Regions from separate parts of the Homo sapiens genome. Here region 1 is linked to region 2. A link is an interaction called in ENCODE POLR2A ChIA-PET data of the cell type or tissue named here. Cell type or tissue: Panc1. All regions are shown on one strand. Each heading gives the region's core, and the rest is flanking DNA. Links, peaks and the distances in the headings are about the cores only. Region 1 overlaps MEGF8 (multiple EGF like domains 8). Region 2 holds the start of B9D2 (B9 domain containing 2).

Evidence for each region. Peaks named below come from ENCODE experiments on the same cell type or tissue, not always from the same donor. Only the 100,000 strongest peaks of a DNase experiment are listed, where the experiment ranks them.
Region 1: POLR2A ChIA-PET joins it to region 2 with 10 read pairs; 2 of 35 experiments call an interaction of 5 or more read pairs at or near these places.

Annotation. Positions count from the first base shown.
Region 1 is chr19:42,363,511-42,375,513 of GRCh38, forward strand. MEGF8 (multiple EGF like domains 8) reads left to right here. Exons shown (of 42, transcript NM_001271938.2): 36 at 4,945-5,152; 37 at 5,333-5,492; 38 at 6,021-6,213; 39 at 6,679-6,849; 40 at 7,191-7,321; 41 at 7,840-7,972; 42 at 11,997-12,003. Among named protein-coding and RNA genes, the nearest start is that of MIR8077, 18 kb to the left of the region's middle. RefSeq lists an enhancer at 5,517-6,470. In Panc1, for the core only: no CTCF peak of the experiment used is centred there; no DNase peak of the experiment used is centred there.
Region 2 is chr19:41,358,811-41,371,388 of GRCh38, forward strand. It overlaps B9D2 (B9 domain containing 2), which reads right to left and starts at 5,339. Exons shown (of 4, transcript NM_030578.4): 1 at 5,148-5,339; 2 at 4,622-4,713. The coding sequence starts at 4,709. It also overlaps a transcript of TMEM91 not described here. RefSeq lists an enhancer at 5,195-5,314. In Panc1, for the core only: no CTCF peak of the experiment used is centred there; DNase peaks (open chromatin) are centred at 5,131 and 5,411; H3K4me3 peaks cover 1,930 bases; H3K27ac peaks cover 2,109 bases.

The sequences.
Region 1 (12,003 bases), core at 3,748-11,747, 1.0 Mb after region 2:
CTCCAACTCTTGTCCATGGTATCATGGTCTCCTCATCCTTTCCATGACTTTAAAAAAATTTTAATTTAATTTTTTGTTTTTAATTTTGTCGATATAATTCATAGGTTCACATCCACGACTCTTAATGCTTCTTCCTTCAACCTCCCAAACCTTTTCTGCTTCCCTCCTCTCTCTCTTTCTCTCTCTACTTATGGAACTTTTGGTTATAAGAAACAGACACTCCCTCGAGCTGGTTTTGTTATAAGGAAGTGTGGGTATTTGATGGACTCTGAGAGCAGGAAGTGTTTCTGCTCTGTTGCTCTCAGGCCACATGACCCGTAATCTCAGCTGTTCTCCACACTTCTCCATTGTCGGGTTTCTGTCGGTCTGATAGTCAACACACATGGCCTCAGATTGCAGCCTTGACTCCCAGTCTAGATGCCTTCTAATTCCAGAGACCACGTTCATCTCTGTGTTTGTCGGTTAGCTCACATTCTCGAGGAGAAACTCTGACTTAGTGCACGAGCTACATGTCCAGCCTTGGTGTAGTGGGATGTGGCCAGGGAGGGCTAGGAGCACGTGGTTCAAACGTGGCACGTCAGATCTAGGCCTCTTCTAGGCTGTGGGGTGGAGAGATGATTCCTGAAGGTGGGTGTGGCCTAGGCAGGCATGTGTGTACCCGTGACAGTCCACCCCTTGGAGTGCCTGGCACATGCTCTCTTGTTTCCAGAAACTCCATTCCAAAGACGCTTCCACCTGACATGATTAAACTGTCGTGGTGGCAGACAAAGGCATTCGCACCCCACCCCACTGCCCCCCCGTGGGAGATAAGACACATTCACCTCCCACTGTCACATGTGGAAGCAATGTCACTCAGCCAGAGCCCACTCCTCATTCATACCTCGATTATGCAAGACCCAATTGAGGCAAAACTGCTCACCATCCGACAACCCATGAACTAAGTGATCAGTCCAGCCACCACCCAGACACTAGTAGACAACAGTGCAGGGATGTGGGACACTTGCCATTTTGAGAGGTGGACTAAAGAAACCAACAGCACTTCGTGGAAATTCGAGACCAGGAGGGCAGGGTGTGGAGGACCAAGAATCCCACAGACCTTGGCATCCAGTGCCAGGAGCCCTGCCTGGGAGTGGTACATTAGCTCTCACCCGGAGGTAGTTTGCCTTGCGATCAAAAGCTCAGGCTGTGAAGTCAGTGGGATCTGGGTTTGACTCCAACTTGGCCACTTCCTGGCTGTTTGACTTTGGATGAGTGACTTCCCCTCTCCAAGACCTCAGGGAGAGTTTGCTAAAATGGGAATCATTTCACTAGATCCTGTCCCCTAGGGAGGTTGTACCAGTTAAATGGGGGAGAATTTACTTAGAGCATAGAGCAATGCCTGCCATTCAGGAAGCACTAAAAAATGGCTAATGATCATGATCATTGTTACTGTAATGAGCAGTGGTGAGAGGGCCAATCTGGCTGACCCAAGTCCTGCCACTGGGAGGATTCCCAGTCTCCACTGTATGGGACACACCAAGAGGGTGGCTGCGGGAGTTCCCCATGGGGGCTGTCAATGTGGCCAGAAGGGCAGAAGCCCCTGTGATTTTGGTCTGTGGTAAGCAGAGGCCTCTCGTCTCCAAGCCTGGGATCCTAATGGTAGTATGGGTTCTCCCCAGATATTATTGAAATTTCCATCATTTATCTTTGTGGGAGCTCCAGGGAGCAGAAGGCATACCCACAGTCCTGCGGGCATGCGCTGTTCCCCCAGCCTCTCGGTGCTTGCCAAGTTCTCACACGCCTGAAGAGCTGGGGCAGCTAAGGAGATGGGGGAGTGGCCAGGAGGGTGGCAAGGGGAAGAGGTGGGGCCAGTGAATTGGAGAGCACAGCCTGTCCCCAGGGGCCAGATGAGCATTGTTGATGGTGTATGTGAATGTGAGAGGGGACTTTTACCAGACTTTCTATGAAACCTCCTAGCTTTAAAGTGATGGCTTAGCTGGGTGGGGTGGCTCAGGCCTGTAATCCCAACACTTCAAGAAGCTGAGACAGATTGATTACTTGAGGCCAGGAGTTCGAGACCTGCCTGGGCAACATAGCAAGACCCTCATCTCTACAAAAAAAAAAAAAAAAAAATTAGCCAGGCATAGTGGTGTGTGTCTGTAGTCCCAGCTACTTGGGAGGCTGAGGTGGGAGGATCACTTGTGTCTGGGAGGTTGAGACTGCAGTGAGCCATTATTACAGCACTGCACTCCAGCCTGGGTGACAGAGCGAGACCCCGTCTCTAAAAAAAAAAAAAAAAAAAAAAAAAATTAGGCCAGGTGCAGTGGCTCACACCTGTAATCCCAGCACTTTGGGAGGCTGAGGTGGGTGGATCGTGAGGTCAGGAGTTCAAGACCAGCTTGACCAATATGGTGAAACCCTGTCTCTACTAAAAATACAAAAATTAACCAGGCATGGTGGCAGGTGCCTGTAATCCCAGCTACTCGGGAGGCTGAGGCAGGAGAGTCGCTTGAACCTGGGTGGCAGAGGTTGCAGTGAACTGAGATCGCACCACTGTACTCCAGCCTGGGTGACAGAGTGAGACTCCGTCTAAAGAAAAAAAAAGAAGTGTTGGCTTAGATTCCACCGCACAAATCAAACATAATAGGCGTGCAGGTGATACCTGTTATGATTTGGCTCAAGGGCTGCCTGATTCTAACCATCCCGCATTGTTCTTTTTTTCTTTTTTTGAAACAGAGTCTCGCTCTGTCGCCCAGGCTGTAGTGCAGTGGCATGATCTCGGCTCACTGCAGTCTCCACCTTCCAGGTTCAAGTGATTATCCTGCTTCAGCCTCCCAAGCATCTGGGACTATAGATGCACGCCACCACACCTGGCTAATTTTTGTATTTTTAGTAGAGACTGGGTGTCACCATATTGGCCAGGCTGGTCTCGAACTCCTGACTTTGTGATCCACCTGCCTCGGCCTCCCAAAGTGCTGGGATTACAGGCATGAGCCACCACGCCTGGCCCAGCATTGTTCTTTTTAATGGCTTTGGCCTGTGAGTCTGGGGCAGGCAGCGGAGACACTCCTTCTCTGGTCTGCCTCCTTCCTCTCATCCTCCCTCCCTCTCTTCAGCGAATTTATCATTGAGCACCTTCTTTCTGCTGGGTGCTTTGCTAGGCAGTGGGGAATGTCAGCAGATGAGCTAGAGTCCTGCTCTCAGAACTTATGTTCATACACCTTTTCCATGAACTCAGGAAATGCAGTGTATGGTGTTGGGCATCTTTGCATTTGGTCACTAGGGAGATTACAGCAGAAAGTGCTGTCCAGGACTGAGGATTCAGGGTTCTCTACCCCTCCCAGATTGTCCCACCATCTGCCAACAAGTGCCCTAAATTTAGATCTGGAAGCCCAGCCCAGCAGAGAATTTGCCTCTGGCAGTTCAGCAAGTCTCAGTGATTTGCAGGCCCCTCAGTGGGCTCAGAGCTCCAGCCACAGCAGTCAGGGTTTTCTATTTCAGGATTCCATGGTTGCTTTGCCTTTTCCTAAGTGCTTTCAGGCAGCCGGCCCAAATTAACCTCTTTCCTCTTATTCTTCACTTATGGCCCAAGCAATAAATAAAGTGCCTTATACACTGAGGTAAGTTCCCAAGAGCCTGAATCTCATTGTGCACGTTTTTGGGGTCCTGACATACAAATATGGCTTGTGAGTTGCTACCCAGCCCCTAACCAAGGACTCTTCAGGTTCTCAGTGTGGGGTAAGAGAAGCCTTTTTGCCTCAGCAGCCACATTTGTTCTTTTTCTTGTCTTTTCTTTCTTTCTTTTTTTTTTTTTTTTGAGACGGAGTCTCGCTCTGTCATCCAGGCTGGAGTGCAGTGGCGCGATCTCTGCTCACTGCAAGCTCCACCTCCCGGGTTCACGCCATTCTCCTGCCTCAGCCTCCTGCGTAGCTGGGACTACAGGCGCCCGCCACCACGCCTGGCTAATTTTTTCTATTTTTAGTAGAGACAGGGTTTCACCATGTTAGCCAGGATGGTGTTGGTCTCCTGACCTCGTGATCCGCCCGCCTCGGCCTCCCAAAGTGCTGGGATTACATTTTTCTAAGAAACTGTGGTTTGCAACCCCACTCCTGATACTCTTTTCTGTCTCCTTCTGGGAACATTGCCATTGTTCCTTTACCTGGAAGAAACAGAAGTGCCCTTAGTGAGGAGGGGAACTCCCTCCACCAATGCAGTAGTACCTGTTGGAACCCAGGATAGAAAGTACAGCAGGGCCTCACAAGGAACTGGAGACAGACTGGAAAGCTGCCTTTCTATCTGTCTTTAGGGCACGTGGTTCTCATCTCTGTCTCTTTCTGCAGCCTGCTCTTTTCCTGCCTGTCTGCGTCCTCTTTATTTAATCATCATTTGCTTATCTAAACAATCCCTTCAACCCAAGTCTACGCGATCTTCCAGTTTATTTTCTTTTTTTGAGACAGAGTCTTACTCTGTTGTCCAGGCTGGAGTGCAGTGGTGCAGTCATGACTCATTGCAGCCTCAAACTCCCGGGCTCAAAAAATCCTACCTCAGCCCCCCAGGTAGCTGGGTCTACAGATGTGTGCCACCACACACAGCTAATTTTTTATATTTTGTAGAGATGGTGTCTCACTGTGCTGCCCAGGCTGGTCTGGAACTCTTGGGCTCAAGTGATCCTCCCACTGTAGCCTCCCAAAGTATTGGGATTACAGGTGTGAGCCACTGCGGCCAGGCAACCTTCCAGTTTCAAGATCCTCCCCAGCCTGACTTCCCGCCTTGGTGTGTAGTTACAAACGCTTGAGAGGGAAAACATGATGACCCCAGCTAGTGTCCACTTTGCTCTACCTGTGGCCAGGGAGGGGTGAGACCTCAAAGAGGGTGTGGTCTGGGAAGATACCCAGAATGTGTTTGTTTAAGCTTATTTCCCCATCTCTCTCTTCCCTGCATCCCCATCCCCTCCCCCCCATACAGTGTCTGAGCCCTTCCTACCTGCCCCTGCGATGTATGGCCGGAGGCTGTGGGCGGCTGCTCCGGGGACCTGAGAGCTGCTCCCTGGGCTGTGCTCAGGCAACTCAGTGCGCCTTGTGCCTGCGGCGCCCCCATTGCGGCTGGTGTGCCTGGGGGGGCCAGGATGGGGGTGGCCGCTGCATGGAGGGTGGACTCAGCGGCCCCCGTGATGGTGAGAGGGCTTTGGGCACTGGGGGAGAGGGGCTGGCCCTTGGTTGGGGTCTGATACAGTGAACATAGGGATACTGGGCCAGACCCAGAGGTGGGGCTCAGAGGAGGCAGGAGGGAGGGCCTAGGCAACTGGGGCAGGTGGTACAGAGGTCCAGGTAAAATGCTATATCCCCGGTGCTAGGGCTGACATGTGGGCGTCCGGGGGCCTCCTGGGCCTTCCTGTCCTGCCCCCCTGAGGACGAGTGTGCAAACGGGCACCACGACTGCAACGAGACGCAGAATTGCCACGACCAGCCCCACGGCTATGAGTGCAGCTGCAAGACCGGCTATACCATGGACAAGTGAGGCCGCAGGCGGCGCTGGGGCCAGGCAGGCTAGGGTGGGAGAGTCTGTGGGGAGCAGTAATGGATGAGGCCTAGAGCCAAGCAGGACAGAAGAAAAGAAAGCTCGAGGCATGAAGGCAGTGGGATTGATTCCTGAAGGTCAAGAGTGGTGAGGCTGAGCAGGGAAGAGTGAGTTTCATAGGGTACCCCAATGGCCGGGCACAGTGGCTGATGCCTGTAATCCCAGCACTTTGGGAGGCCGAGGCAGGTGGATCACTTAAGGCCAGGAGTTCGAGACCAGTCCACAGGGAGACCCCATCTCTACAAAAAAATAAAAAAGAAAATAGGGTACCCTCAAAAGAGGAGAGAGGGTTGTGGGCTACACCTGGAGGGGGTGGTGGGCTAGATCCTGAAGAGAAGATAGCAACGGGACAGAGCAGGGATGAGCAACCAGTTGAGAAGAGGGTGGGGTAGTTGGTTGGGTGCTAGGCCATGAAGCCACGAGGAGGGTGGCCACCTGCCCTGACCCCCACTTTGCCCCTGCAGCATGACAGGGCTGTGCCGCCCTGTGTGCGCCCAGGGCTGCGTGAACGGCTCATGTGTGGAGCCCGACCACTGCCGCTGCCACTTTGGCTTTGTGGGCCGCAACTGCTCCACGGAATGCCGCTGCAACCGCCACAGTGAATGCGCTGGTGTTGGGGCGCGTGACCACTGCTTGCTCTGCCGCAACCACACCAAGGTGGGCCGCCCGGAGCCTCAGACCCCCGACCCTGGGACCCAGGCCCTCACTTGCCTTCATCCCACGCTCAGGCGGCTCGCATCTCATCCTGAGCCCTGATAAGCCAGGGACAGATAAGCCAGAGCCCTGTCCCAGGGAGATGTGTGGAGACTTGGGGGACGCTGCCTGGGTTTGGATCCCAGAGGGTCTGCCCTGGAATAGTGGACGGAGTGGGTGCTGCGCCAGGAGGACAGGCACGTGGAGGAGGATTTGAGATAATGGAGGGAAGGGCTTTTGAACTCAGCACTTTGGGCTGCAGGTGTGCAAGGGAAGGCGGGGGCTAAATCCCGCTGGGATTGTCCAAACCAGGTACCCGAGCCTCTGCTGCCCTCCCGTGGGCTCTCAGAACCTGCCCCTGTGCCCCCAACGCCCTCCTACCCCTGATGACTCTCCAGCCTCTCTAACTACCCTGTCCTGGGTTCTCAGGGCAGCCACTGTGAGCAGTGCCTCCCGCTGTTTGTGGGTTCAGCTGTCGGAGGCGGGACCTGCCGGCCCTGCCACGCCTTTTGTCGTGGAAATAGCCACATCTGCATCTCCAGGAAGGAGTTACAAATGTCCAAGGGAGAGCCAAAGAAGTACTCACTGGACCCAGAGGAGGTGAAAGAGAGGGGTCAGATGCCTGGGTCTGAGGGAGGAGGGGCTGGGGAGCTCCTGGGTCTGAGGGAGGAGGGGGCTGGAGACCTGGACCCTTGGGTTGAGGGAGGAGGGGCTGGAGGCCTGGATTCCTGGGTCTGAGAGAGTAGAGGTGGGGGTCTTGAACTCCTGGGTCTGAGGGAAGAGGAGCTGGGGCCTGGACTCCTGGATCTGAGGGAGGAGGGGGTGGGAGCCTGGCCTCCTGGGTCTGAGGGAGGAGTGGGTAGGAGCCTGGACTCCTGGGTCTGAGGGAGGAGGGGGTTGGTCCAGGCCTTTCTATGATCACACTGTCCTTCCTTGGCCAGATTGAAAACTGGGTGACAGAGGGTCCTAGTGAAGACGAGGCCGTGTGCGTGAACTGCCAGAATAACAGCTATGGGGAGAAATGCGAGAGCTGCCTGCAGGGCTACTTCCTCCTGGACGGGAAGTGCACCAAGTAAGAGGAACCGGGGGGGGGGGGGGGGGGGGGGGGGGGGGAGGCCGGGGATCCCACCCTTCTCACTGGGAGTAGCTCTGGAGCCAGGCCCCCTCTTTAGTCCTCCACCCCCAGTCAGGAGAGGATGACATCCCCAGGGAGCGCCCAGGCTGGGGTCAGGGTAGGGAAGGAGCTGGAATGTGATGCCACTCCCTACCTCCAAGGCTAGTGCTGAAGTGCAGTCCACAGAGCGGCCCCATCGAGAACAAGATGGGGCGGCTGAGGGCAGAGGCCTTGGAACAACCTCCCCTTTCCATCTCCTTCTTTCTGAGTGTTCAGTGAGTGCTGGAGTCTGTGCAACTCGGGTTCTAATCCCAATGGTAATTTAACTGCTTTGTGGCCTTGGGCAAACAGCTTGACCTCTGTGAACCTCAGTTTCCTCTTCTGGCCTGTTGCACAGAGTTGAGCTCACATATGGGGTGTCCATCCTGGACCACTGCAGGCCATGGGGGCTCCGTAACCCTCAACTTCTTCCCCAGATGCCAGTGTAATGGCCACGCGGACACATGTAACGAGCAGGATGGGACGGGCTGTCCATGTCAGAATAACACAGAGACGGGCACATGCCAGGGCAGCTCCCCCAGTGACCGTCGAGACTGCTACAAGTACCAGGTGCGGCTGCAGAAGCTAGTGGTGGGCCGAGGGCCCTACACCTTGTGGAGGTCAGGGCTGGGATGAGGTAGCCAGGCTCGGGCAGGACTGACAACATGGTTCCAAATCAGTGGTTTTGGGATCAAGTGCAGCTTGACAGACTGTTCCTGAGCCCCATTCAGTTACAGGCCCTAGGCAGTGATGCTGGGGACCAAGATATGAGCCTCTGGGGGACTCTCAGACTGGTGGGGAGACAGTCTCCATTACAGGTAGTCACAGCTAAAGGTGGCACATGCCAGAAAATCTATCCCATGGTAGCTCAACCGAAAAAAGAAAATGGGCTGGGCATGGTTGCTCATGTCTGTAATCCCAGAACTTTGGGAGGCTGAGGCGGGAGGATCACTTGAGCCCGGGGGTTCAAGACCAGCCTGGGCCATATAGTGCAACCCCATCTCTGAAAAAAAATTTAAAAATTAGCCTGGCATGGTGGTGCACATCTGTGGTCCCAGCTACTTGGGAGGTGGAAGTGGGAGGATTGCTTGAGCCCAGGAGGTCGAGGCTGCAGGACTCTGTCTCAAAACAACAACAACAACAACAACAACAACAACAACAAACACACACACACACACACACACACAACAGAAGAAAAGAAAATGTATTGACTCTTAGAACTGAGGGTCTGGGGTCTGCCTTCAGGACTGGCTATATCCGGGTGCTCACACAATGCCATCAGAAGTCTCTCTGCATCTTGACTCTGCTTTCCTCTGCATTGGCTTCATTTTCAGGCAGATTCTTCCCAGTTGGCAGACCCCCTCTGATGAACTGAGGCTAGCAGAGATCTCATATCATTTAATACCCAGATTCAAATTCCCCTCGAGTGCATTTCCCTTTTTCTTCTGCACAGAGGCTCCTGGAGTGCCTGCACTGGCCACCTGGCTGGCTGCTGTGTTCCAGACTTGCCTCCATGATGTCCCAGGCTCCTTCCTCAGAGGACAACTCCCGCCACCTCCCCGCCACCTTCTCTCTCCAGTCCCAGAGGGAAGAGAAAGTCCCTTGCTCTCAGTCTTCCTTACCCATCTACAGAAACATAATAGCTGCAAACATAATAGCTGCCACCCCAAATGGCAACAGTTTTACAAGCCTTACTGACCCTTAACATTTCTATCCTGGGCCAGAATTTCTGCTTTTTTATTTTTTTTTTAATTTTTAATTTAATTTAATTTTTTTTGGACACAGAGTATTGCTCTGTTGCCCAGGCTGGAGTGCAGTGGTGGGATCTTTGCTCGAGGCAGCCTCCACCTCCTGGGTTCAAGTGATTATCCTGCCTCAGCTTCCTGAGTAGCTGGGACTACAGGCGTGTGCCACCATGCCTGGCTAATTTTCTGTATTTTAGTAGAGATGGGGTTTCACCATGTTGCCCAGGCTAGTCTCAAACTTCTGAGCTCAGGCAATCCACCTGCCTTGGCCCCCCAAAGTGCTGGGATTACAGGCGTGAGCCACCACACCCAGCCCAGAGTTTCTGCTTTCTTGATAAGGGAAAGGCCTATTGGCTTTTACCAGGGAGTCTCAGAGATTAAATCAGACCTCCTCCTCTACCAGGTCTGTTGGCTGCTTAGAAGTAGCAGTTTTTCTTGGTTCCTTTTTTTTTTTGAGACGGAGTCTCACTCTGTCGCCAAGCTGGAGTGCAGTGGCGTGATCTTGGCTCACTGCAACCTCCGCCTCCCAGGTTCAAGCGATTCTCCTGCCTCAGCCCCCCGAGTAGCTGGGACTACAGGCACGTACCACCACCCCCCGCTAATTTTTGTATTTTTAGTAGAGACAGGGTTTCACCATGTTGGCCAGGATGGTCTTGATCTCTTAACCTTGTGATCTGCCCACCTTGGCCTTCCAGAGTGCTGGGATCACAGGCGTGAGCCACCACCCCCGGCCGGTTCTTTTTTTTAATGTATTTATTTTTAAGACAGGGTCTGGCTCTTTCACCCAGGCTAGAGTGCAGTGGTGCAATCTCAGCTCATTGCAACCTCTGCCTCCCTGGTTTCCATCATCCTCCCACCTCAGCCTCCTGAGTAGCTGAGACTACAAGCATGTGCTATCATACCTGGCTAATTTTTTTTTTAGAGATGGGGTTTTAACCATGTTGCCCAGGCTAGTCTTGAACTCCTGAGCTCAAGCAATCCACTCACCTTGGCTTCTCAAAGTGTTGGGATTCTAGGCGTGAGCCACCGTGCCTGGTTGGGCTTTTGGGTTTTTTTTTTTTTTTTTTTTTTTTTGATACAGGGCTTACTCTGTCACCCAGGCTAGAGTATAATGGCGCAATCATAGTTCACTGCAGCCTTGAACTCCTGAGCTCAAGTGATCCTCCTGCCTCAGCCTCCTGAGTAACTGTAACTATAGGCACACACCACCATGCCTGGCTAATTTTAAAAAAATTTTAAAGACGGGGGTCTTACTATGTTGCCCAGACTGGTCTCGAACTCCTGGGCTCAAGCGGCACTCCTGCCTCAGCCTCCTGAAGCACTGGGATTACAGGCATGAGTCACTGCGTCTGTTTTCTCTTGGTTCTAATAGTGATTGCAGTAATAACTAGAATGCCAGGAGCGCCTGCCACAGAGCTGGATGCTGTGCTGTGTAGACAGTGGTGACAGCATAGATATGAAAGGCTTTGCAAGACTGTGCTGGGGCCTCAGTGGGGTACAGACTTAAGAGGAAGACAGATTCAGAGACATTAAATGTCCTAGCTGGGCACAGTGGCTCATGCCAGCACTTTGAGAGGCTGAGGCGGGCAGATCACTTAAGGTCAGGAGTTCGAGACCAGCCTGGCCAACATGGTGAAACCCCTTCTCTACTAAAAATACAAAAATTAGTTGGGTGTGGTGGCGGACACCTGTAATCCCAACTACTCGGGAGGCTGAGGCAGGAGAATCGCTTGAACCCGGGAGGCAGAGGTTGCAGTGAGCCGATATCACACCACTGCACTCCAGCCTGGGCAACAGAGCGAGACTCTGTCTCAAAAAAAAAAAAAAAAAAAAAAGTCTCACCCCAGATCAGGTGGTCAGTTAGGCTTGGTGCCTGGAGTGACCCTGGTCTGATCTCAGAACTTGAGTGGTTTCCACTAAGCCACAGGAATCATAGCCGTTATCTATCCAGCCACACATTCATTCAGCACACAGTCATTGAGCACCTAGTATATGGCAAGCACCGTGCAGGTTGCTGGGGACACAGTAGGGAACAAAGCAGGCAAATGTTCTGTCTTTAGGAGTTTGCATTCTCATGGAGGCATCAGAAATGAACAAACAAGTCAGATGCTCGTGTGTTAGACAGCGAGGAGCGCTAAGGAAAGTTAAGTAGGAAGCGGGGGCTAGGGCTGTTGGGGAGTGGGAATGGTAGACGCAGGACACAGTGGCCAGGGAAGGCCTAGGTGAGAAGGAGGCTCTTGAGCAAAGATCTGAAGGAGGCAAGGGGGCTTGACAAGCTGACAAGTGACAGGAGAACCATGCAGGCAGAGGGTCCGCCAGTGCAAAGGCCCCAGGGTGGGAGGGCGCCTGGCACAGTATAGAAGAAGCATCCAGGCAGGCAGGCGAGGCTGGCTGACCCTGCGCCGAGTGCCATGCACATGATCTCAGTGGTCCTGTGAGCGAGCCGTGGTTACTCCCTGTGTGCAGAGCTCATGGGTTAAGTCTGTGTGCTCAGGCTCAGTGAGGTTAAGTCACTAGTCCAAGGCCACACAGCTAACAAGGAGGTAGAGCCAGAATGCAGCCGCGTTCTTCACTGCTGTGCCTCAGAGTGCCAGAGGCCTCAGTATCAGGGTGCTCAGGTCACTAGGGTGGCACCAGGGGCAGCAGTGCTGGAGTGCCAGGTCCTGGCAAGGTCTACACTGTGGCAGAGAAGGTCCGGGGGGTCACAGGGAAGTGACTGGGGCAGTGGGGGTGAGGCCCAGGGCAATGGCTACTTAGCAGTGGGTATAGAGTATTCGTCACTGCTGCTTGGGGGACAGGCTGGCACCGCACTCAGCCCTGATGGTCACCGCCTCTAACCCTGCCCGCAGTGCGCCA
Region 2 (12,578 bases), core at 2,191-10,190:
GCCTGACCAACATGGCAAAACCCCATCTCTACAAATAATATAAAAATTAAGGCTGAGCGCAGTGGCTCACACCTCTAATCCCAGCACTTTAGGAGGCTTAGGGGGGGGTGGATCATCTAAGGTCAGGAGTTCAAGACCAGCCTGGCCAACATGGCAAAACCTCGTCTCTACTAAAAATACAAAAATTAGTCTGGAGTGGTGGCAGGTGCCTGTAATCCCAGGTACTCGGGAGGCTGAGGCACGAGAATCGCTGGAAAAGCTGCAGTGAGCCGAGATTGCACCACTGCACTCCAGCTGGTGTGACACAGTGAGACTCCATCTCAAAAAATGAACAAACAAGCCAGGCGCAGTGACTCACGCCTGTAATCTCAGCACTTTGGGAGGCTGAGGCGGGCTGATCACCTGAGGTCAGGAGTTTGAGACCAGCCCGGCCAACATGGCGAAATCCCATCTCTACTAAAAATACAAAAATTAGGATGGGCGCAGTGGCTCACATCTGTAATCCTAGCACTTTGGGAAGCCAAGGCAGGTGGATCACTTGAGGTCAGGGGTTCGAGACCAGCCTGGCCAAAATGGTAAAACTCTGTCTCTACTAAAAACACACACACACACACCCACAAAATTAGCCACGTCTGTAATCCCAGCACTTTGGGAGACTAAGGCAGGCAGATCACAAGGTCAAGAGATCGAGACCATCCTGGCCAACATTCTGAAACCCTATCTCTACTAAAAAAATACAAAAATTAGCTGGGTGTGGTGGCGCACGCCCATAGTCCCAGCTACTCAGGAGGCTGAGGCAGGAGAATCACTTGAACCCAGGAGGCGGAGGTTGCAGTGAGCCAAGATGGTCCCATTGCACTCCAGCCTGGGCAACAAGAGCGAAATTCCATCTAAAAAAAAAAAGAAAAGAAAAAAAGAAAATGCACCGAGTACTAACTAAATCCCAGATGCTATGCTAAGTACTTTAAGCATCCATTCATTTAATCCACCCTCTAGGACTCTTAATCCCCTCCTCACCCCCCAGTTTACAGACCCTCCACCATGGCCCACGTGGCCTGGCTCTTGCTCCCCTCCCTGAGTTCATCTCCCATCACTCTCCCCCTCCCTCATCACCCTCTGGCCTCACTGTCCCACTTCTGACTCCCCACCTCAGGGCCTTTGCACTGGCTGTTCCCTCTGCCTAGAAAGCTCTGCTCCTGGGTGTCCCCATCCCTAGCTTTTGTTTTCATCCTTCAGGGCCCAGCTCAAGTGCCACTTCCACAGAGGGGTTCTCCCTGACCCTCTTCACCAAACACTAGTCCCTGCCACATCATTTCTTTTCATCCTAGCACTTACCACTGTCTGGAATCACGGTGCTCCTTTCTTTTTTTGGGGGGGTGGGGGGAGACAAGATCTCCCTCTGTCACCCAGGCTGGAGTGCAGTGGCACAATCACAGCTCACTACAACCTTGACCTCCCAGGATCAAGCAATCCTCCCACCTCAACCTCCCAAGTAGTTGGGACGACAGGCACACAGCACTATGCTTTGCTAATTTTTTATTTATTTGTAGAGACGGGGGTCTCACTATGTTGCCCAGGCTGGTCTCAAACTCCTGGGCTCAAGTGATCCTCCTGCTCCAGTCTCCCAAAGTGCTGGCATTACAGGGGTGAGTCACCACACCCAACTGCACTCGTTTATCTGTTTATTTATTTTATTTTATTTATTTTTTTTTGAGACAGACTTTTGCTCTTGTTGCCCAAGCTGGAGTGCAATGGCACCATCTCGGCTCACTGCAACCTCCGCCTCCTGGGTTCAAGCGATTCTCCTGCCTCAGCCTCTCGAGTAGCTGGGATTACAGGCACACGCCGCCATGCCCAGCTAATTTTTTTTGTATTTTTAGTAGAAATGGGGTTTTACCATGTTAGCCAGGCTGGTCTCAAACTCCTGACCTCAGGTGATCTGCCCGCCTCGGACTCCCAAAGTGCTGGGATTACAGGCATGAGCCACCGCGCCTGGCCTGCTTATTTATTTTCTGTCTCCCCTACTGTATGGCCCAGGAAAACAGGGACCTTGCACACTGCTGGATCCCCAAGACCACAAACCCAGCTCTTGGTATACAGAAGGTGCTCAATAAATGTTTCTTGGACAAATAAGTGATCCTAGGAGGTGGGAGCTAATATAATCCCCATTTAACAGGTAAAGAAACAGGCTCTGAGAAGGTGAGTTCATGAACATTTATTCAGCACCTGCTATGTGCCAAGCACTGTTTTCCATGCTGGTGACATAGCAGTGACTATAGCAGACCAAGGTCCCATCATGGGACTGGATTCAGACTCAGCTCTAACTGCAGAGCCCAAGCCTTTCATCCAACTGCCTCAGTATTCTTGGCTGGATCAACATCCCCAGCAACTCCCTGAAATAATAAAAATCAGGTTAGTCATTACTCCCTTCTGGGCTGAGTTGAGGGAAGCACCAGGCCCTGCGTCAGGCTCCTTAAAAGCAAGATTTCCCAACAGCCCTATGAAGAACAAATGAGGAAACTGAGGCTCCAAGAGGGGACAGCCTCTGCCCAGGGTCACAGAGAAGGTGAGTGGTCCAACCTGGAAACCAAGTCTGACTCCAGAGCCTGCCCCTCATCCATCAGCTGGAGGGTTCCGATTTCCTGGGAATTTCAACTTCCACCTCACTTACCTGTAGAATCAAAAAGGACCCAGGGGCCAGGCGCAGTGGCTCACACCTGTAATCCCAGCACTTTGGAAGGCCTACGCAGGCGGATCACTTAAGGCCAGGAGTTCGAGACCAGCCTGGCCGACATGGTGAAACCCCATCTCTACTAAAAATACAAAAATTAGCTGGGTATGGTAGCGGGTGCCTGTAGTCCCAGCCACTCGGGAGGCTGACATAGGAGAATCGCTTGAACCCAGGAGGCAGAGATTGCAGTGAGCCGAGATCGTGCCACTGCACTCTAGCTTGGCTACAGAGTGAGACTCTGTCTCAAAAAAAAAAGGGCCAGGCGCAGTGGCTCACGCCTGTAATCCCAGCACTTTGGAAGGCCTACGCAGGCGGATCACTTAAGGCCAGGAGTTCAAGACCAGCCTGGCCGACATGGTGAAACCCCATCTCTACTAAAAATACAAAAATTAGCTGGGTATGGTAGCGGGTGCCTGTAGTCCCAGCCACTCGGGAGGCTGACATAGGAGAATCGCTTGAACCCAGGAGGCAGAGATTGCAGTGAGCCGAGATCGTGCCACTGCACTCTAGCTTGGCTACAGAGTGAGACTCTGTCTCAAAAAAAAAAAAAAAAAAAAAAGGGCCAGGCGCAGTGGCTCACGCCTGTAATCCCAGCACTTTGGGAGGCCGAGATGGGCAGATCACAAGGTCAGGAGATCGAGACCATCCTGGCTAACACAGTGAAACCCCATCTCTACTAAAAATACAAAAAAAAAAAAAATAGCCGGGCATGGTGGCGAGCGCCTGTAGTCCCAGCTATGCAGGAGGCTGAGGCAGGAGAATGGCATGAACCTGGAAGGCTGAGCTAGATTGCACCACTGCACTACAGCCTGGGAAACAGAACGAGTCTCAAAAAAAAAAAAAAAAAAAAAAAAGGGACTAGGACTCAGGCCTGAAGACATGATAATGCCAAATGGCCACATCTGTTTCATAGACATTCATCTGTGCCACGCAACAACATACCCCAGGCTTTACAAACAAGACCCCATCAAAGTCTTGTATAAGCCAGGCAAACACTGAATGAGCACTTCCTATTCCAGCCCTATTCCTATTCTAAGTGCTGTTGATACTCGTTTAGTACTCATGACAACTTCAACAGGTAAATATTTCTATGACTCTCATTGTACAAACAAGGAAGTCGAGGTGAAGAGAAGTGCCCAAGTTCACATAATCAGCCCAAGGGTGCCTTAACAAGCAATAACTGGTTTTGAACCCAGGCAGTCTGTGCTCTTAACCTCAAACCTGTGCTGCTTCTTAGCTACTATTAGCTTCACTTTGAAACAAGGAAACTGAGGCTCAAAGTGGTCGAGTCCAAAGGTCTCCAATTAATAGGTGGGGGAGTTAATATTTAAATGCAGATCTGGCAGCCCATGACCCTAACCATTACACTATACCATGACTCTATAGGGCCTCAGTTGGGGAAGCATGAACAAAATTACTTTCCTGGGACGTGGCGGCTCACGTTTTTAATCCTAGCACTTTGAGAGGCTGAAGTGGGTGGCCTGTTTGAGCGCAGGAGTTCGAGACCAGCCTGGGCAACATAGCGAGACCCTGTCTCTACAAAAAATAAAAAAAATTAGCCAGATTTGGTGGTGCGTGTCTGTAGTCCCAGCTTCTCAGGAGGCTGAGGCGGGAGGATCACTAGAGCCCGAGAGTTCGAGGCTGCACTGAGCTATGATCACACCACCTTACTCCAGCCCGGGCGCAGAGAGAGACCCTGTCTGTATCCCACCCCTCACACACACAAAGATGGGAGCTTGAGACTCATGTGGACAGGGTGTGGGCTGGGCCTGGAGTACTGAGAACTGATGGAAATGAGGTTAAGAGTCTGCGTTAAGGGGTGGAGGAAGGAGCATGTAGCCTCTAGGCTAGGGGTCTTGGTGTGGAAATGAACCAGGCTTGGGGGAATACCTGTGTGAATGCCCCACTTGCAGAAGAGGCTACTTTCCGAGAAACCGCTGGCCCCTATGATCTGCCCGATCACGTGCACCTCAGCCATGGCCCTGGGAGGGGAAAAATATAATCACAACCCTGTGAGGTAAGTGTATTATCTCCATTTGACGGGGGGGAAACTGAGGCCCAGCAAGTAAAGGGTAGTACTAGGATTCCAAGCTAGCTTCGTCACACCCCTGAGGCTGAGGTCTTGACCACAGATCCTAATTGCCAACCCATGAAAGCCTGGAAAAAATGGGGGGACCCTTGTCTGGGGAACCAGCATTTAACTCTGGGAAGTCCAAAATAACCTTTTCGGGTTCAGGTCGGCGGAAAGCCCCGCCCGAAGGGGCTATGGCTCCGCCCACGAGCGCAAAAGACCCGCCTTCCGCGTCACGCCAGCCACCCCGCTTCCCTCCCCCAGCAAGCTCCATAAGGCGCATGCGTTATGAGTTCAGGTCCGACTTAACCCCGCCTCTAAGCGCAGCGCATGCGTCATTCCTACCTTAGCGCACTTAACGGTTAGGAGAGGAGAAAGCGGCAACCGGGGTTGTAGTTCATGGGCTTGACTGCTTCTTTTCTCCGCGGGCGCCGACCAGGCCTGGCTCGCGCCTCTCCCAGGACCCGCCTGGCTGCGAGATATGTAAGCCGCGATACTTCCGCGACCGCGCTCGTCTTGGTTTCCGTGGTTGTTGCTGGGGCAACAGCAGGCTCCTCCCCTAGCTTTGTACTCGCTCTGCGCGCTACTAATTGGTGCTAGCCGTCTGCGGGGGGCGGGGTGAAGCTGTGATGGACATTTTCCTCCTCCGCTCCATTTTGGGAAAATAGCGTCTCTCCAGCTACGGCAAAGGGTTCCGCCATTTTGGGCGTGGCTAGGAAGCTGCCATGTTGAGTGTGGCTGAGGAAGTTTGAGTGCAGTTTCTCCCAGATACCTTCTTTACCAAAAAAGCAAATCCCTAACTGCTCCGTGCTGCGCCTACCCCACCGAAGAGCTCTCTGTGGTCCGGGATCACAAATCAGAGATTGAACCAGGACCAAGGGGGAATTCCTTCCAGGACCTCGTGTACATCCCCGGCCTTGTAACTGGAAAACAAAGCAAAAAAATCACTCCTCATTCAGAGAGTGGAGAAGTTGGGGAGTGGGTTCTGCTTCCGTTTTAGAGTTCCCCTAGGTTTCTCAAGGACAAGGAAGGAAGGAAGTTGGATAAGTCCAACTTCCTTCTCGGAGCTACTACCAAGTTCACTGTTACTGCTTGATTCTGAGCAAGGAGCGGTTGGGGTAGCGAAGAGAAATGAGGAACTAAGATTCCCTTATTTGCAGAAAATCCTCTTTCCTATTGATTGATTTATCAATCAAGAAATGGAGATGTTGTCCCTGGATGCCATCCTAGATGCCATCATTTCCCACATCAAGCCAGTCATCAGGTCCCATCAAGGCTCCTTAAAAGGGTCTCACTCTGTCACCCAGGCTGGAGTACGGTGGCTCGATCACAGCTCATTGCAGCCTCTTAACTCCTGGGTTCAAGGGATCCTCCTACCTCAGCCTCCCATGTAGCTGGTATCACAGACATGCACCACCACGGCTGGCTAATTCTTTTTTTTTTTTTTAAGAGATGGAGTCCTGCTATGTTGCTATGTTGCCCAGTCTTGTCTTGACCTCCTGGGCTCTAGCTATCCTCCCAGTTCTCCCTCCCAAACTGCCGGGATTACAGGCGTGAGCCACCCAGCCAGGCCAATAGATACAAAGTATTTACAAGCTACCATTGGCTAGGCGCGGTGGCTCATAACTGTAATCCCAGCCCTTTGGAAGGCTGAGGCGGGAAGAGCTCTTGAGGCCAGAAGTTCGAATATAGGGAGACCCCATTAATAATGCATATATCAACTAGTGAAGTATTCCATTGAATTGTTTAATATAAATGTTATCCTATTGAAATGTTGTACCCTCGTTATAATTTTGGTTTTTTACTTTTTGAGATGGCGTCTCCCCCTGTCATCCAGGCTGGAGTGCAGTGGTGCGATCCCAGCTCACTGCAATCTCTGCCTCCCGGGTTCAAGAGATTCTCCTGCCTCAGCCTCCCGAGTAGCTGGGACTACAGGCGTGCACCACCACACCCAGCTAATTTTTGTATTTTTAGTAGAGACGGGTTTTCACCATATTGGCCAGACCGGTCTCAAACTCCTGACCTCAGGTGGTCCACCCGCCTCAGCCTCCCAAAGTGCTGGGATTACAGGCGTTAGCCACCGTGACCGGCCGGGTTTTTTTTTTTTTTTTTTTTTTTGACAGAGTCTCCCTCTGTCGCCCAGGCTGGAGTGCAGTGGCATGATCTCTGCTCACCACAACCTCCGCCTCCCAGGTTCAAGCAATTCTTCTGTCTCAGCCTCCTTAGTAGCTGGGATTGCAGGCACCCACCACTATATCTAGCTAATGTTTGTGCTTTTAGTAGAGATGGAGTTCCACCATGTTGGTCAGGCTGGTCTCGAACTCCTGGCCTCATGTGATCCTTCTGCCTCAGCCTCCCAAAGTGCTGGGATTACAGGCATGAGCCACCTCGCCTGGGCCCAGCTACTTTTTGTATTTTCTTTTTTATTTTATTTATTTACTTTTTTTTTTTTTTTTTTTTGAGACAGAATCTTGCTCTGTTGCCCAGGCTGGAGTGAGCCTCTGCACCTGGCAGAGGTTTCACTTTTAAATGATCTTTCTGTCCTTTAAGCTGGAGCTGGGGAAAATGTATTTATTTATTTATTTATTTCTGGATGCTGTGTGGGTGAGGTAGACAGCTCTAACCTTTCAGCTCTTGGGGCCCCTGGTCCCCTAGTGGTGGCACCAGCCTTGCATTCTCTTTTCTCAAGCCCCCATTTTGTCCATCAGGAAATCTTACTGCCTCTACTTTTGAAATACACCCTAAATCCCACTTCTCACCTCTTTGTCGCCCTGCACCTTGATCTGTCCAAGTTCATCTATCACCTGGACTATGACAGGGACCTTGTCTCTGGGGTCCCCTTTGCCAACCCCTCTAGTTTGCACCCCACATGCAGCTGGAACCCTGTGAACACCTAAGTCAGGTCCCATCTGCTCAGACCCGTCCAGTGGTCCCCATTTCACTCAGGGTAAAAGCCAAAGTCTTATCATGCATGACAAGGCTCTCCACAACCTGGCTGGCACCTCCTGCCTCATTTTTGTATTTTTAGTAGAGACGGGGTTTCGCCATGTTGGCCAGGCAGGTCTCAAACTCCTGACCTCAGGTGATCTGCCCACCTTGGCCTCCCAAAGTGCTGAGATTACAGGCATGAGCCACTGCTCCCGGCTGAGGTCTTCATTCTGAAGGCTCCCATGTATACATGTTAAATAAAAGAAAATAAATTATCGTCAACTATAAATAATGAGATTCAGAAAATATGATTGAGGCCGGATTCGGTGGTTCATGCCCGTAATCCCAGCACTTTGGGAGGCCAAGGAGAGTGGATACCCTGAGGTCAGGAGTTCGAGACCAGCCTGGCCAACATATAGCGAAACCCTGTCTCTACTAAAAAATACCAAAACTAGATGGGTGTGGTGGCACATGCCTGTGGTGTCAGCTATTTGGGAAGCTGAGGCAGGAGCATCACTTGAACCTGGGAGGCAGCAGTTGCAGTGAGCCGAGATCACGCCACCGCACTTCAGCCTGGGCGACAGAGCCAGACTTCTACTCTCAAAAAAGAAAAAAAAGAAAAGAAAGGAAAATATGATTAACTATAGAGTTTATTCCAGGCTACAGGACCAGTACATATGTTACAACAGTTTCATTAGTACATCTTGCTATGCTGCAGGGAAGATTGCGTTAACATTCTGATAGGAGGAGGAGTACTCTTTCTTTCTTTCTTTCTCCTTTCTTTTTTCTTGAGATAAGATCTTGCTCTGGGGCTGGGCGCGGTGGCTCACGCCTGTAATCCCAGCACTTTGGGAGGTTGAGGCGGGCAAATCACGAGGTCAGGGGTTCAAGACCAGCCTGGCCAACATGATGAAACCTCGTGTCTACTAAAAATACAAAAATTAGCTGGGCATGGCGGCGGGCGCCTGTAATCCCAAGTACTCGGGAGGCTGAGGCAGGAGAATCACTTGAACCTGGGAGGCGGAGGTTGCAGTGATCTGAGATCGTGCCATTGCACTCCATCCTGGGGGACAAGAGTGAGACAAAGTCTCAAAAACAAAACAAAACAACAACAAACAGATCTTGCTCTGTTACCCAGGCTGGAGTGCAGTGGCACAATCACAGCTCACTGCAGCCTCGAACGCCCAGGCTCAAGCCTCCTGCCTAAGCCTCCCCAGTAGCTGGGACTACAGGCGTGTGCCACCATGCCCAGCTAATTTTTCAATAATTTTTTCTGTAGAGACATGGTCTCACTCTGTTGCCCAGGCTTGTCTCAAACTCCTGGGCTCAAGTGATCCACCTCTGCCTCCCAAAGTGCTGGGGTTACAGATGTGAGGCCACAACACCCGGCCTAGGAGTAATGTTCTGAGGTGATCTTATCTCTGGCACTGCTTGGTCATTCTTAATCATTTACAGGAAAAAGCAGAAGTTGTAACTGCATGCTACGTGACTCAGGCTACATAGCAACATTCCTCTCAAGGCTTGGAATAATTTAAAGTTCCAACAGCTTTAAGTTTGAATTATCTAACCACATTATCGAAAGTTGGCCAGGCCTGGTGGTTCATGGCTGTCTGTAATCCCAGCACATTGAGAGGCCACAGCAACAGGATCACTTGAGGCCAGGAGTTCTGGACCAGACTAGGCAACGTAGTGAGACCCTCATTTCTACGAAAACGTTTAAAAAAAAAATAGCAGGGCATGGTGACACATGTCTGCAGTCCCATCTACTTAGGAGGCTGAGGCAGGAGGATCCCTTGAGCCCAGGAGTTTGAGGCTGCAGTGAGCTGTGATCATGCCAAGGTACTTCAGCCTGGGTGACAGAGTGAAAACCTGTCACCTTTTTTTTGGGGGGGGTGGTTATTGGGTTTTTTTGAGACAGAGTCTCGTTCTGTGGGCCAGGGCTCACAGCAACTTCTGCCTCCCAGGCTCAAGCAATTCTCCTGCCTCAGCCTCCCAAGTAGCTGGGATTACAGGCATGTGCCACCACACCCGGGTAATTTTTGTATTTTTAGTAGAGACGGGGTTTCACCATGTTGGCCAGGCTGGTCTTGAACTCCTGACCTCAAGTGATCCACCTGACTCAGCCTCCCAAAGTGCTGGGATTACAGGTGTGAGCCACTGTGCCCGGCCTGAAGCTGTTTTAAAATATATCCACAAATGCTTGGGCAGCCCCCTTTCAGTAAGTGGAGCCTAATTCTCCTTCCCTTCAGTATGGCTAGTTTTTGTAATTTGCTTCTAACCAATAGAATATGGGGCTGGGCACAGTGGCTCACACCTGTAATCCCAGCACTTTGTGAGGCCAAGGCGGGCAGATTGCTTGAATCCAGGAGTTTGAGAGCAGCCTGGACAACATGATGAAACCCCATCACTACAAAAAATACAAAAAATTAGCTGGGTGTGGTGGCATGCCCCTGTAGTCCCAGCTACTCTGGTGGCGGAGGTGGGAGGATCGCTTAGGTTGAGAGTTGGAGGCTACAGTGAGCTGTGATTGTGCCACTGCACTCCAGCCTGGGCAACTGAGTGAGACCCTGTCTCAAAAACAAAATGCTTTTAAGCCAAGTATGGCACACAGCCGGCGGTCCCGGCTACTTCATTTTTGTTGTTGTTGTTGTTTTGAGACAGAGTTTCACTCTTGTTGCCCAGGCTGGAGTGCAATGGTGTGATCTCTCCTCACCACAACCTCTGCCTCCTGGGTTCAAGTGATTCTCCTGCCTCAGCCTCCCAAGTAGCTGGGATTGAAGGCACCTGCCGCCACGCCCAGCTAATTAGTAGAGATGGGGTTTTGCCATGTATGGCCGCGCCTGGCCATCCCGGCTACTTTGGAGGCTGAAGCCGGAGGATGCCTTGAGTGCAGGAAGTCCAGGCTGCAGTGAGCTATGATGGCACCCTGCACTCCAGCCTGGGCAACAAAGTAAGACTGCACCTCTAAAAAAAAAAAAAAAAGGCCCGGTGCAGTGGCTCATGCCTGGATTCCCAGCACTTTGGGAGGCCGAGGCAGGCAGATCACTTGAGGTCAGGAGTTCGAGACAAGCCTGGCCAACATGGTGAAACCCCATCCCTCCTAAAACTACAAAAAAAATCAGCTGAACGTGGTGGCGAGCGCCTGTAGTCCCAGCTACTCGGGAGGCTGAGGCACGAGAATCACTTGAACCCAGGAGGTGGAGGTTGCAGTGAGCCGAGATTGCACCATTGCACTCCAGCCTGGGTGACAGAGCGAGACTCTGTCTCAAAATAAATAAATAAAAATAAATAAATAAGCCTTTTAATTGTGGTAAAATACACATTTACCATCTTAACTGTTTAAAACTGTATTGTTCAATAGTGTTAAGTACATTTACATTGTGCAACCAATCTCCACAACCATTTTCATGTTGCAAAACTAAAATTTTTGCAAAGTAAACACATTTTTGAAACAAAACAACTCCCCTATTCCCCCCTCTTCTGCAGCTCCTGGTAATCACCATCCTATTTTCTTTCAATGTATTTATTTTACTTTATTTATTTATTTATTTTTTGAGATGGAGTTTCACTCTTGCTGCCCATGCTGGAGTGCAATGGCATGATCTCAGCTCAACGCAACCTCTGCCTCCCAGGTTCAAGTGATTCTCCCACCTCAGCCTCCCGAGTAACTGGTATTACAGGCATGCACCACCATGCCTGGCTAATTTTGTATTTTTAGTAGAGACGGGGTTTCTCCATGTTGGTCAGACTGGTCTCGAACTCCTGACCTCAGGTGATCTGCCTGCTTCGGCCTCTCAAAGTGCTAGGATTATAGGCGTGAGCCACTGTGCCCCACCTATTTATTTATTTTTATTTTATTTATTTATTTATTTATTTATTTATTTGAGACAGAGTCTTGCTCTGTTGCCCAGGCTGGAGTGCAGTGGCACCGTGTCAGCTCACTGCAACCTCCGCCTTCCGGGTTTAACCGATTCTCCTGCTTCAGCCTCCTGAGCAGCTGGGACTACAGGCGTGTGCCACCTTGTCCAGCTAATTTTTGTATTTTTAGTAGAGACGGGGTTTCACCATATTGGCCACGCTGGTCTCGAACTCCTGACCTTGTGATCCACCCGCCTCGGCCTCCCAAAGTGCTGGGATTACAAGCGTGAGCCACCGTGCCTGGCCACCTATTTATTTTTTTGAGAGGAAGTCTCATTGTGTTGCCTAGGCTGTGGTGTAGCAACGTGATCTCTGTTCACTGTAACCTCTGCCTCCTGGCTTCAAGGGATTCTCCTGCCTCAGCCTCCCAAGTAGCTGGGATTACAGGCATGTGTCACCACGCCTGGCTAATTTTTGTATTTTTAGTAGAGACAGGGTTTCACCATGTTGGCCAGGATGTACTCGAACTCCTGACCTCAGGTGATCAGCCCGCCTCGGCCTCCTAAAGTGCTGGGATTACAGGCGTGAGCTACCGTGTCTGGCCTGTTTTTTATTTTTTTTGAGACAGGGTCTCGCTCTGTCACCCAGGCTGGAGTGTTCTGGTGAGATCTCAGCTCACCACAACCTCTGCCTCCCAGGTTCAAGCAATTATTGTGCCTCAGCCTCCCGAGTAGCTGGGATTACAGGCATGCACCATCATGCCCGGCTGACTTTTGTATTTTTAGTAGAGACGGAGTTTTGCCATGTTGGCCAGGCTGATTTCGAACTCCTGACCTCAGGTGATCTGCCCGCCTTGGCCTCCCAAAGTACTGGGATTACAGGTGTGAACCACCATGCCTGGCCCACTATCCTCTCCTTCCTTCCTTCCTTCCTTCCTTCCTTCCTTCCTTCCTTCCTTCCTTCCTTCCTTCTTTCCTTCCTTCCTTCTTT